3 separate regions of the Homo sapiens genome follow, and regions 1 and 3 are each linked to region 2. The links are chromatin contacts, found by Hi-C or POLR2A ChIA-PET in ENCODE. All regions are on one chromosome and are shown on one strand. Each heading gives the region's core, a stretch centred on a gene start or an enhancer-like site at or near the end of the contact. The rest is flanking DNA. Distances are from core to core; before and after follow the strand shown.

Region 1 (4,196 bases), core at 1,097-3,596, 3.1 Mb before region 2:
AAAAGGGCAGTGGTAATAGGTAATGACCCACCTTACTTGTGAAGATGCAATGACTTAACACACACCCAATGCCTGGCACATCATCTAACACATCACCTAGCACACAAGACATGCTGAACCAAGGTTTGCTATCATCCTCCTCAAAGATCACACACAGCTAGAGGGTTGAGAGCAAGGCTGCCAACCCTGGTTGTTTTATTCTGCTCATAAAGCTTCTGTATCTTCCACTTGCAAAAACTAAATTCAGAGAAAAATAATTGGAAATAGAAAAGGGTGGTCAAAGAGAACACCAGAACCAGAAGGAGGCGAAGACCAGTTCCTTCTGTATCTGGAACTTGCCCTATATGGGTCCTTTGCCTCCTATACCAGGCTCTGGAGGAAAATCTGTTTGGTGAGCTAAGAAGTATTTTTTTTTCTAATCAAGAGAAGTCTCTATAAGCCTTCTAGAATTCTCATCCTTGATGGTGAAAGAAATTACAATGTGCATATTCTATTGTTACAGGCCAACTCCCCATTTTCTTTCCCCCAAGACTGCCTTTTCCCACACCTTATTCCTCATTCTCCCACCTCTCCACTTCTTGACATTGGCCTGGTTCTTCAAGGGCCACCTGAAATCCCACCACCTCCCCAGTGAAGGTTTCCCCTTTCTCTGGAGGCTGAAACATTTATTTTTAGTTTAAACATTTAATTGGTTTTCCTGTTTCATAGGGACTAATACCCCCCAAATAGATGATGTACTTCCTTTGTGTACTCCACAGGGATTGATACTAAGTTTCAAACCCAGAAAGTTCTAAATAGATATGCACTTTGTATAAATTATTGTTGAGAACTGGACTGATTGTAGCATTTGTGAAACTCCCACCTGGTAATAGGGATGCAACTGAAAACTCGGCAGAGTTTTAAGCCTTGGTCCCCACCCTCAAGGTGCTTTCATCCGTAAAGAGAACAAAGCCCGACCAGGTGTGGTGGCTCACGCCTGTAATCCCAGCACTTTGGGAGGCTGAGGTGGGTGGATTATCTGAGGTCAGGAGTTTGAGACTAGCCTGACCAACATGGTGAAACCCCGTCTCTACTAAAAATACAAAATTAGCTGGGCGTGGTGGCGCATGACTGTAATCCCAGCTACTCGGGGGGCTGAGGCAGGAGAATTGCTTGAACCTGGGAGGCGGAGGTTGCAGTGAGCCAAGATCGCTCTATTGCACTCCAGCCTGGGCGACAGAGTGAAACACCGTCTCAACCAAAAAAAGAGAGAGAGAGAGAGAGAGGAAGAAAAAAAAAAAAAAGCCCACAGCCTGTTATAACAGGGAGGCACTGAGGCAGAAAAGTTAGCATTATGGGTTACTTAATTTCCCTTTTTTTTTCTTAACAGTAAAATGGGTATAACAGTCATACCTACTTCATGGAGACTTTGTCAGGTTTAAATCAGATAGTGCAGAGCCTAGCATATCCTAAGAGTTCAAAAAATATAGCTACAGGTAGGTTCAGAAATTAGAAAAGCAATTGTTCAAATACCGGGGGAACAACAAACATCTTATAATTAAAAGGCTCAACTGGGTATATTTCCAGAGACAGCTGAGCTGCTATCAAGTTATTTTAAAGGTATTTTATGCTAAGTACATAGTTCACAGTAGAGATAGACACGTCTACTCATGCTAATTTCTATGCAGTGGGGCAGGGGAGAGGAATTAAGAGTTAAAGCAATGGAAAGGAGTGTGCTTCTGGGCCTGAGAAATCCCAGGTGGGAGGTGACTCTGGAAGTCAAGGCCATCATTGCTCTCTCCTACCTGAATCAAAGGAATGAGTAAATTGGAGACAAATTGATAGAGTTCCAAGTAATGAACCCGAAAGAGTTTCATTGCTTTATATTCCATTACGAGGAGAGTGTAGGGTTGAGTATGCTGACCTGCAGTGAAACTGTGTTTTATTTTTTCCAACAGAGGCCCCATTTCAACACAGGCAACATTTCCTTTTTTCTGAGGCTGCTTTGGGGAAAGCAGAAGGGAAAACAAGCAGGCAGATTGGACGTTACTGAGCTGAAATCATCTGGGCTCAGAAGCATCTTGTGAGATAGCAGACGGACTCTATGAGCCCTTGTGTCCAACTTTGGCACAGGGGGCTTAGGGGGTCCCACTCTTTGGGAAATGACTTTGGTCCACACTAATGTGCTCTATTAAAGGAGCTCCAGGAATCCTTTGAATAGGATTCTAGCAGTTTCTAGCAGTTGCTGGTCCTATCGGAAGTATCGTAACACTAAAATGCAGCTCCCCTAGCCACTGCATTTAGGGTAAGAGTACCACATGTAGCAACCAGGGGCATCTTGTTCAAAGCCTCCTGTTCCAAATTTAACTTGTGTTTTTGGTGAACTTGGTTGTGGGTGGAGTTGACACCTGCCAAGAAGGTCCCAGGTTGATCCTATTAATAGGCATGACTGTAGCTAAGGAAGTTACAGTGCTAAGTTGCACTTGGTTGAACTATAGCTTTGAATGTGATGATCCTCCTCGCCTGAATGAAAAGAAAAGAGAACCACCTGCAATTAGATTCTACAGAAGCATGTGCTGAAATACATACAGGAAACTTTGCAGGCTCAACAATGACAAGCTGAAAGTATTAGGAAGATGATAAGGTACACATCCTAATAATAGTATAGTGAACATTTCCTGCCTCCTTACTCTGTGCCAGGTAGTATACTCAAGACCATAGCTGTATTATGTCACAGTCCTTGCATCACTCTGTGTGGTATTTACTAAGGTCTTCCTTTCATAGTTGAGGTACCTGAAGCACTGAGGGGTCAGATGCCTGCCTAGGTCACACAACCAGAAAGTGCAGAGGCAGGACGTGAACACAGACCAGGTTCCAATGTCTCCACTCTTTCTATCAAACTGCCACTCTTAGTCTCTAATGTAAGCTTCATTGAACCAACACACAAAGCACCTGCTGGGTGTGGGGCAATGTATAAAATCCCTGGGGGCACAGAAAAGAAGTATAAACTTGATTGTGCTTGCAATATATTTCCAAAAAACCAATGAACTATTTGTGTGGTAAGTAATTGGATTAGAATAAGGGTCATCTCCCAAAGAAAATAGAAATCCTTCCCAGGGTGGAGACCACATCTGTTTTCCTATCCAGAGAGCTTTGCTCAAAGGCCTATACCTCCCAGGCTCTGGACAAACATCTCTTGATGCTGACGGGAGGGACATGGTGTCATAGAACAAATCAGGTCTTACGGCTGAAGGTCCTGAGTACTGGTCCCAGCACTACCCCAAATTTGTCCAGTGCCTTTGGCAAGTTAACTTACCTCTCTAGGGGTCAATTTCCATGTCTACAGAAAAGAAATAATAAAAATAAAAGTTAATGTATGCCCTAGCCTACCTCACAAAGTTTAGTGGCGATGAAATGCAGTAACTATACAAACATGCTATGGCTGGGTGTGGTGGCTCATGTCTGTAATCCCAGCATTTTGGGAGACCACGGCGGGTGGATCACTTGAGATCAGGAGTTCAAGACCAGCCTGGTCAACAGGGTGAAACCCCATCTCTAGTAAAAATACAAAAAAAAAAAAAATAGTCAGGTGTGGGGTGCACGCCTATAATTCCACCTACTCAGGAGGCTGAGGCAGGAGAATTGCTTGAACGCGGGAGGCGGAGGTTGCAGTGAGCCAAGATTGCATCACTGCACTGCAGCCTGGGTGACAGGGTGAGACTCCATCTTAAAACAAAACAAAACAAAAACCCAAAATGTGCTATGCAACACTATAAGGAATTTCTTTATGAGCTTTATTCCTTGAGAGTGCTGCAGAAAATCACCGGAGTGGATATCCCTGAGAGCTAAGCGCTTGGGTATGACTTCATGAATGAGGGGGACAACTGAAGCTATAGAGTCTTGTGGATTCTAGAATCCTTAAACTGGCCAATTCTCATTTTATGTTTGAAAGCCTGGAGTGGGATGTGAAGGATGTGATACAGAGTTGTCTCCAGCTTTGGGTTCCAGGATCTCCTTGTTTGGTGAAAGGAGCCTTGACATTTTTCCTTCCTGTAAACTTTGCCATCTTCCTTCTCTGCTTGGCAATTCATGCCTAACAAGTGACATTTCCTAGGGGCAAGATAGCATAACTGTCAAGAATAGGGAATTCCTATTATTAATTTTTTTGGTTTACTTGTAACCACCCAGTGGGTTCACCTTGCCTGCTGCCTAGACAA
Region 2 (4,315 bases), core at 492-2,991:
AAATTAACCTTTTGTTTCTGTTGCTTCAGAGGGCAGAAGTGATAGCAGTAGGTGGAAGATCAATCTATGCAAAATATGTTTCACTCTTTTGAAGAATTTGCTGTTTTCATTTCCCATTGTATCCCCAGTGTATAGCTCAGTGCTTGACATACTGAGATCTCAGCTCTCATTAGATATTCATTGAATAAATAAATGAATAAAGCCAATTATAAGAGCTATCCAAAATGAAACAGGCTGCTTCAGGAGCACTCCATCCTGGCCATGACCAAGAAGAGCCTAAGCCAAGCATCTGATGGAGGGTTCGAATAAATGCATATTGTATGCAGGAAGGGATGGTTCAAAAGGGCCTTGACAACATACAAAGTATTATAGAAACTAACAGTCATGGCCAGGCATGATGGCTCATGCCTGTAATCCTAACACTTTGGAAGGCCGAGGCAGGTCGCCCGAAGTTCAAAACCAGCCTGCCTGTGCAACATGGTGAAACCCCATCTCTACAAAAAATACGAGAATTTGCTTCACGTGGTGGCACACGCCTGTGGTCCCAGTTACTCAGGAGGCTGAAGTGGGAGGATCCCTTGACCCTGGGAAGTTGAGGCTACAGTAAGCCATGATAGTGCCACCGCACTCCAGCCTGGGTGACAGAGCAAGACCCTGTCTCAAAAAACAAAACAAACAAATAGATCACAATATCTATCATTTGATAACTTATTATGTGCCAACCACTGTGAAAAACTAAAGTCTCATTGGAAAATGACTACTATCTTCCAATATTTGAAGATGCTAGAGTCTAAAAAGCCCAAGTTCAAATCCTGACTCAACCATCTACTCATTGTTTGACTCTGGACAAATTTCCCAAATCCTCTGTGCTTCAGTTTTGCCACATGCAAATTGATAAAATGGGAATAAATAATTCCACAAGGTGACAAGAATGTAGCCAAAAATCTTCCACAAGGCCCAGTATATTTTTGGCAACACATTTCCTTCTTTCCCTATAATAATCACACACTATAAGGAGCTGTATCTGATTGTTGGAATTCACCAAAGATTAAATGTCTTGTTTTATGAGCTTGCTTCCTTGTAAAGGTAGCTTCATGAGCTTCACATCCCTGGATGTGTTTATGAAGAGATTGGACAGGTATATGCAAATAGCAACACTTATAGAATGCTTGCTATGAGCTAGGCACTGCTGTGTGTGTTTTACAGATAGATATTCATCCTGCCAATCCACACATTTTACAAATGAGGAAACTAAAAGCGACTAAGTAATTTGTGTAAGATTATATAGCCAGTAGGTGCCAGGAATGTGAACCAAGGGTGTCTTTGCTCTTAACCACTTCACCAACTGCATATAAGCAATAGTGACAAGGACATTCCACTATTTGTTGGGTGGGTGCTGGTGCCAATGACATCCCTTCCAGCACAGAGATCCATGGGCCCATAATCTCAGTACAGTGTGAACAGCTAAAGGGATTCAACTGTGACAGACTGAAAAACCAATGTAAAACAGGAGGCAAGAGATGCCCACACCTGGAGTGGCCAAAGGAGCAGAATGTTCCAAGCCTGGACAGCATATCACTGAGAGATGGAGATGCTCAGGCTGGGAAAAGCACTGGCGTGAGGAGGCGGGGCAGCCAGCCAGACATGTTTCCTACAGCTAGGCCCTAGGTGTCACCAGTGTGACAGGGCCACCAGTCATCCCTCCATTCTTTTGTACTTTCATTTACACATTTCATTTCGTGACAGGAAATAACACTGTCAGCAGCACAGTTGCTCACGGCATGTGCTGCAGGGGAGCTGACGCACGGAGGGTGGAAAGGGTGGAGGTGGGACAACGGGTGTTTGTGCCAGCATGTCATATACCGTCCTGACCTGCTGCATGCTCTTCCTTGCCCCGGGGCAGGTCTGGCAGCTGCTTACACAAGGCTCAAGTTGTTTGGAGTGGGGGAGGGAGAGGGGACCCACATCACCTATTTGCAGCTTTGCTTTTAAAAGTCGGTATCACCGATTTAGATTTGGGGTTTGGATTTTGAGGGGAACAAGAGGATTATTAGGTCCTAATATGACTTTTCTTCTCTTGCTCCCCTCTGCCTTCGGAAGTATCTAGATGTAATATCTCGTGCTAACCACAAGTTGAGAGTGGTAAAGTCATTCTGCTGGAGAAAATAGTAAAAATAATACTGACTTCCATGTTCATATTCAGTTTGTTTCTAGGAAAGACAAACATCAGTGGCGTTTAAATAAAAGATTTTTCAGCTGGGTGCAGTGGCACATGCCTGTAATCCCAGCTACTCGGGAGGCTGAGGCACAAGAATCACTAGAACCTGGCAGGTGGAGGTTGCAGTGAGCCAAGATCACACCACTGCACTGCAGCCTGGGTGACAGAGCGAGACTCTGTCTCAAAAATAAATAAATAAATAAGTAAAATATTTTTGTATGATTAGCCCATGTTATATATACTCAACCTTAGTCAAACTTTGTATTGACACCCTCTCCACCCTGCCACCACAGATTATTTGCTGGTCAAAAGAGGAAAATAGTTACAGGCCAGAGCAAGGAAGGGAACTGTTTCAGACCACGAGAGACTTAAAATGCACAATAATCAAGTACAACATGTAGTCTTTGACTGGATCTTTATCTGAGTGGATCAATGGAAGACACATTTGGGATCAAATGAAGAAATTTCAATATGGACAAGGAATCAGGTGCTTTAAGGAATTATTGTTAATCTTGTTAGCTATTGTCTTAGTTCATTTTGGGTTGCTATAAAAGAATACCCGAGGCTGGGTAATTTATTAAGAAAAGAGGTTTATTTGGCTCATGTTTCTAGAGGCTGTACAAGAAGCATGGCATTGAGCATCTGCTTCTGGTGGGGACCTCAGGCAGTTTTCATTCACGGTGGAAGGTGACAGGGAGCAAGAGAGAGGGAAGGAAGGTGCCAGGCTCTTTTTAGAAATCATATCTCAGAGGAACTAATAGAGGGAAAAGTCACTCATTGCCACCGTGAGGGCGGCAGAAAGCCCTTCATGAGAGATCTACCCCCATGATCCAAAATTGAGGATCAAATTTCAACATGAGATTTGGAGGGGACAAGTATCCAAACTATATTAGGAATATTAATGATGTTATATAAAGAAAAGAAATTTTAATCCACATAATTGTTTAGGAAAAAAAAAGAAAAAATTTTTTTAAAAAATATGTGTTTTCATATGTTTATTTCAGCACTATTTACAATAACAAAGACTTGGAACCAACCCAAATGCCCATCAATGATAGCCTGGATAAAGAAAATGTGTCACATATACACCATGGAATACTATGCAGCCATAAAAAAGAGTTGGTTCATGTCCTTTGCAGGGGCATAGATGAAGCTGGAAGCCATCATTCTCAGCAAACTAACACAGGAACAGAAAACCAAACACCTCATGCTCTCACTCATAAGTGGGAGTTGAACAATGAGGATACATGGACACGGGGAAGGCAACTTCACACACCAGGGCCAGTCAGGGGTGGGGGGCAAGGGGAGGGAGAGCATTAGGAGAAATACCGAATGTATGCGGGGCTTAAAACCTAGATGACGGGTTGATAGGTGCAGCAAACCATCACGGCACATGTATACCTATGTAACAAGTCTGCACATTCTGCACATGTCTCCCAGAACTTAAAAGTAAAATAAATTTTAAAAAAGAAGAAAAAAATGTGTGTTTTTAGATGTTCCCACTGAAGTATTAGGGGCAAAAGATCATGACATCTGTTTTCGTTTTTGAGATGAGGTCTCATTCTGTCACCCACACTGGAGTGCACTGGTGCAATCATGGCTCATTGCAGCTTCAACCCCCCAAGCTCAAGCGATCCTTCCACCTCAGCCTCCCAAGTAGCTGGGACCACAGGCATGAGTCACTATGCTCAGTTAATTTTTTTTTTTTGTAATTTTTGTAGAGACAGGGGTCTCATTATGTTGCCCAGGCTGGTCTCAATCTCCTAGGCTCAAGCAATCCTCCTGCCTCGGCCTCCCAAAGCGCTGAGATTACAGGCCTGAGCCACCATACCTGGCAACATCTTTACTTTAAAATACATTAGCAAAAAATAATACATGAATAATAAATAATAAATATGGTAATATGTTGGCAATTGTTAACTCTAGGTTATGGATAAGTGGGTGTTCATTATACTATTCTTTTTTTTTTTTTTTTTTTTTGAGACAGAGCCTCACTCTGTCACCAGGCTGGAGTGCAGTGGCATGATCCCGGCTCACTGCAACCTCCACCTCCCAGGTTCAAGAGATTCTTGTCCCTCAGCCTCCTGAGTAGCTGAG
Region 3 (4,429 bases), core at 1,811-4,310, 3.2 Mb after region 2:
AAGGTTTATGGTATTGCATTAAATTTGATGAAATCTGTTTACTGCTATATGCAATTTACTTGACAGACAAAAGCAGAGTGATTATTTTAAGAAGATACTGGTAACATCTGAGCTTACTGCAAAAGCAACAGGAAGTGGCTACAAAATTATTACAGTAGTACAGTATCTACTACAGATAATTTTATGCAACTAAGATTTAATGCTACATCTTTGCTTGTTTACATTTATCTCAATTGCAAATAGCTCCATGTAAGATCTGTGTTTGTGTAAGTTTTGATAAATTTTAACTTTTTATAATAGATTTGTGTATATTTTATGGTAGTAAATGATAAACTAGTATCTACACATATGCATTCATGGCATAATTTTTTCTTAATTTTTTCACTATTTCTAGGCTATGCAAGTTTGCTAAGTTTTTCAAATTGTTGCAAATGTCAAAACAATTTTCCAATATGTTTATTTCAAAAAATTTGTGTATAAGTGGACCCGTGCAGTTCAGATCCATATTGTTTAAGGGTCAACTGTACTTGCTAAATGTGTAGAACCGGATTGTCCATCACAACCTACTTCGATAATGGAAAAGCTTTTATTTGCACTGTCCAGTACAGCAGACTCTAGCCACATGTAGCTATTGAGCACCTGAAATATGGGTAGTGAAACTGAGCAACTAAATTTTAAAGCTTATTAAATACTAATTAATTTTAGCTTAAATTTATCCAGATATGATTAGTGGCTACAGTTTAAGTCTAGAAGATCACAAAATATTAGAATGTAACAATCCACTGTTCTCTGCTACATAAACTTTCTGTACCCCTAGGCTTTAAGTGACATTTTAAAAAGCATATTTTTGATGTTATACTATTTTCAGCCCAAGTATTTGAAGTGTTTCAAGAGAGTATATACAAATAAAAACTGTTTTTTTTAAAAAATGAAATGTCCTGAATCCAACATTACGCTGGTAAAGAAGAGAGTATAGGAAATAGTATCACAACCACTAGAATATTCACACAAGATCTCTTCTCTATATTGCCACACTTCAGTTCCTGATCAACCCCTACCCCAACAAAGTCCCATCCCATACTTACCCATAAATATCAATTTTAAATTGGTCCTAATATATTAAAAGTAAGTACAACTACGCACTTAACTAAATGGGTCCACCATATTCCCAAGACATTTCCCAATATTCTTTCTAGATTTTTCAAGAGCAAAATGTACCAGACTTTTCTGTATCTCCCACTCTTAGCTATCTGATGTTAGCTGCCTTTCCTAACTTTATGGTTCTTTCCGTCACAATTCCTGCATCAAATTCAATTCTCTGATGGTCTGACGCCTTGCTCCCTCTGTTACTACTAAACCTGGAGAAATAAAATATCCAAACTTCTCTTTTGGGCTCCGTAAAGTAATGCTGTCCCTGGTCCCTATTTCTGGGTTTAATCAGTAAATTATTTCATCAAGATCTTCGAAGTTCAAAAGTTCCTATCACATATACAATCAGATTCCAAATAACTTTAAGCTTTCACTAAGCAAGCTTCTAAATTCAGACTAGTAAACTAATTTAACTATCAGTCAAAAACTTGACAGACTATTTGGGAATGAGAAATGTATTTCTTTGCTACTATTTGTTTTGTTAAAAATAGAGCTTAAACAACATATGCCAAGCACTAGTGACATAAAAATAAAAAAGACTCAGCCCCTGCCCTTGAGGAGGTCACAGCAAAGCAAGAGATTTATAAAAACAACTATAATACATAAGATGAACAATATAAAAAAACTTTGCATAAAGCACAGCAGGAACCCACCTATGGGAACAGGTTTACCTGCGTAGGAGGTCATGTCTGTCTGATTCCAACTGCAGCCTCAGAACATAGTCACCGGTGGACTCATATCTCTTACGTGAATAAAAGTGTTATCTTCACCTGAAAATCCAGTTGATTTAAGTCCCTTTCAGCTCTTGGAATTATAATTTTGTGATTAAGCTACTTTAACATCTATCTAGAAGAAACGTGGAAGTTAGGGAGCTGTTTTTATGAATGAGGAGCATAAAGGTCCTACCACAGTGCCTAGCACACCAGGGAGAATTAGATACAGATTTGCAGAAAAAAAGAACGTAAAGGCAGCTCTTATTGTGACTTCTCTCATCTCTCCTAATAATTAGCAAATTTTAGAATATCCGGACCACTTCCGCCCTTAATCACCCACCAGTTAAAGACACTGAGCAGCATCATTCAATCGCTCACACAAAAGTGCAAGTGCGTTCACAGCGCCAAAGAGGGGTGGGTGGAAATCTTAAACTGCTCTTACAAGCACTGGTAACAGTTTGGGAAAATACGTCCTACAGCATCCCACGCGTAGGTGAACTTGGGCTCTCCGTGTGTTCAGTTTGGAGGACATCGACCACACACACCAATCAGCCCAGCAGTGGACGATTGTACCACCATCGTCTTCTATCTGAAATTGTTACAGCGCTTCTCTGGTCACCCCCATCGGCCTCAAAGCCAAACCTTTACGAGGACGGAGGCAGGAGAGCTAATCTGATCCTGAGGTCAGAAGACACGAGGCTGTGCAGCAGACGGCGCGGCGGACACGCGGGTGTGCAGGGCCGGGAGGGGCTGGGGTGGTGCGAGGTGACTCGGGGCCCGGAGGTCAGCTGCAGCAGCCGGGTCCCGACGCCTCGGAGGCGTGGCGGCGGGACGGCGAGCGCCCCCGTTCCGGCGGGTCCGCCGCCACCAGTGGGCGCCCCGACGGTCTGGGCCGGGGTCCGCCACGGGCTCCTTACCCGTAGTAGCGGAAGGCATTAATGATCTTCCAGAAGTGCTCACGCTCAAGCCTCTCCTCCTCCTCCTCGGTGCTGCGCGTGGCCGCCGCCGCTGCCGCCGAAACCGCCGCGGCCGAGCCCCAACGCCCGGCGGAAAACTGCACTTCCACCTCCTCGCTGCCACCGCCTCCTCCCCCGCAGCCCTCGGGCAGCCGGGAGGTGGGCGGCGGAGGGCGACGCCGTCGCTGCATCGCCGCCGCGGCCCTCGGCCTGGCTCGCTTGCGTCTCTCCGCGACCGACAGCGTGGTGGCGGCTGCTTGGCCTTCCTCTAGACGGCGCCCGCCGCGGACATGCCCCCAGCTCGCGGCGCGCTCCGCCCCCGCCACCCTCAGGCCTCCATCCGCGCTGGGCTCCGCCAGGTCTTCAGGGCTCCCAGAACCAATGCGCATGCGTGTGCCTTGGTACGCGGAGGGCCCGTGCGGTCTGCGCTCATTTGCTGCCGGGCTTCGGAGACAGCGCGCTGACGTCACAACCACGCTTCCAAGGGCGGGGCCAAGGCCCCTTGGTGGGAGGCGGAGGAGGAGCTCGTAGGTGGGGTGGGACTGGCACTGCCGTTACCTGTGCGCGGCCGCGTGGGTGGGACTTAAAAGCCGGCGAGTGCCGGATTGTTGAGCTGGAGGCTGAACGCGGTCCCAGGCACTAGCAAAGAAGGGAAAGGCAAAAAGGAAAAGTTCGGCTTTGATGATTTTATTCGGAATTTTTATTTCAGAAAGTCTAGAAGGAACGTCTTGTATCCACCCTAATTTAAGTTTTAATTCACTTCCTAAATGAATTCCTATTTTTAATTACTTAAGGGGGTCGGAAGTGGGCGCCATCATCTTTTCACTTTTTTTTTTTTCCCCACTCTGTCGCCCAGGCTGGAGTGCAGTGGTGCGATCTCGGCTCATTGCAACCTCTGCTTCCTGGGTTCAAGCGATTCTCCTGCTTCTGCCTCCCGAGTGGCTGGGATTACAGGCGCGCGCCACCACGCCCGGCTAATTTTAGTATTTTTAGTAGAGATGGGGTTTCACCATGTTGGCCAGGCTGGTCTGGAATTCCTGGCCTCAGGCGATCCACCCTCCTCGGCCTCCCAAATTGCTGGGATTACAGGCGTGAGCCATCGCGCCCGTCCCATCTTTCCAGTCTTTAGGGGCTTGCGGCAGTCCTAATTCCTCCTTTACTGAGGATGGCAACAGATGAGGAAAATGCAAGGACCTTCTATCCAGCACCTGGTCTTGGGAAGACCATTACACCTACCAGCATCTAAGGGTGGCTCTTGGGAAATAACTTATTCTGGGGCCGGGCGCGGTGAATCACGCTTGTAATCCCAGCACTTTGGAAGGCCTAGGTGGGCGGATGACGAGGTCAGGAGATCAAGACCATCCTGGCTTACATGGTGAAACCCCGTCTCTACTAAAAACACAAAAAATTAGCCGGGCTTGGTGGCTGGCGCCTGTAGTCGCAGCTGCTCTGGAGACTGAGGCAGGAGAATGGCGTGAACCCGGGAGGCGGAGCTTGCAGTGAGCCGAGATCGTGCCATCCAGCCTGGGCGACAGAGCGAGACAGCGTCTCAAAAAAAAAAAAAAAAGAAAAGAAAAAGAAATAACTTATTCTGTTCAATTTAATCCACCA

Evidence for each region. A loop is a pair of places that touch in the nucleus more often than their neighbours do. ChIA-PET counts read pairs that join two places held with the same protein, here RNA polymerase II (POLR2A). Pooled maps may share reads with other maps.
Region 1: a loop to region 2 is called in a pooled map, with 2.4 times the contacts of the local background. The contact joins two enhancer-like sites. A Hi-C loop is called at or near these places in 1 of 168 maps with a recorded cell type or tissue (B cell), 1 of 37 single-sample maps with no recorded cell type and 2 of 50 pooled maps.
Region 3: a loop to region 2 is called in a pooled map, with 6 times the contacts of the local background. The contact joins the promoter of CARNMT1 here to the enhancer-like site in region 2. A Hi-C loop is called at or near these places in 1 of 168 maps with a recorded cell type or tissue (CD4-positive, alpha-beta memory T cell) and 7 of 50 pooled maps. POLR2A ChIA-PET finds 5 or more read pairs at or near these places in 1 of 52 experiments (OCI-LY7).

What each region holds. Positions count from the first base shown.
Region 1 is chr9:68,638,190-68,642,385 of GRCh38, forward strand. All of the region lies in intron 4 of TMEM252-DT (TMEM252 divergent transcript), which reads left to right. Among named protein-coding and RNA genes, the nearest start is that of PIP5K1B, 65 kb to the right of the region's middle. RefSeq lists a silencer at 997-1,086. Within about 2 kb of position 2,347, at least 3 of the 41 ENCODE cell types and tissues checked have a DNase peak (open chromatin) inside an H3K27ac peak, as active enhancers do; they include B cell, where a contact is called at or near this core.
Region 2 is chr9:71,781,575-71,785,889 of GRCh38, forward strand. No RefSeq gene overlaps it. Among named protein-coding and RNA genes, the nearest start is that of CEMIP2, 15 kb to the left of the region's middle. Within about 2 kb of position 1,742, at least 12 of the 41 ENCODE cell types and tissues checked have a DNase peak (open chromatin) inside an H3K27ac peak, as active enhancers do; they include B cell, where a contact is called at or near this core.
Region 3 is chr9:75,025,233-75,029,661 of GRCh38, forward strand. It overlaps CARNMT1 (carnosine N-methyltransferase 1), which reads right to left and starts at 3,061. Exons shown (of 8, transcript NM_152420.3): 1 at 2,780-3,061. The coding sequence starts at 3,009. RefSeq lists an enhancer at 1,893-1,942 and a silencer at 2,593-3,282.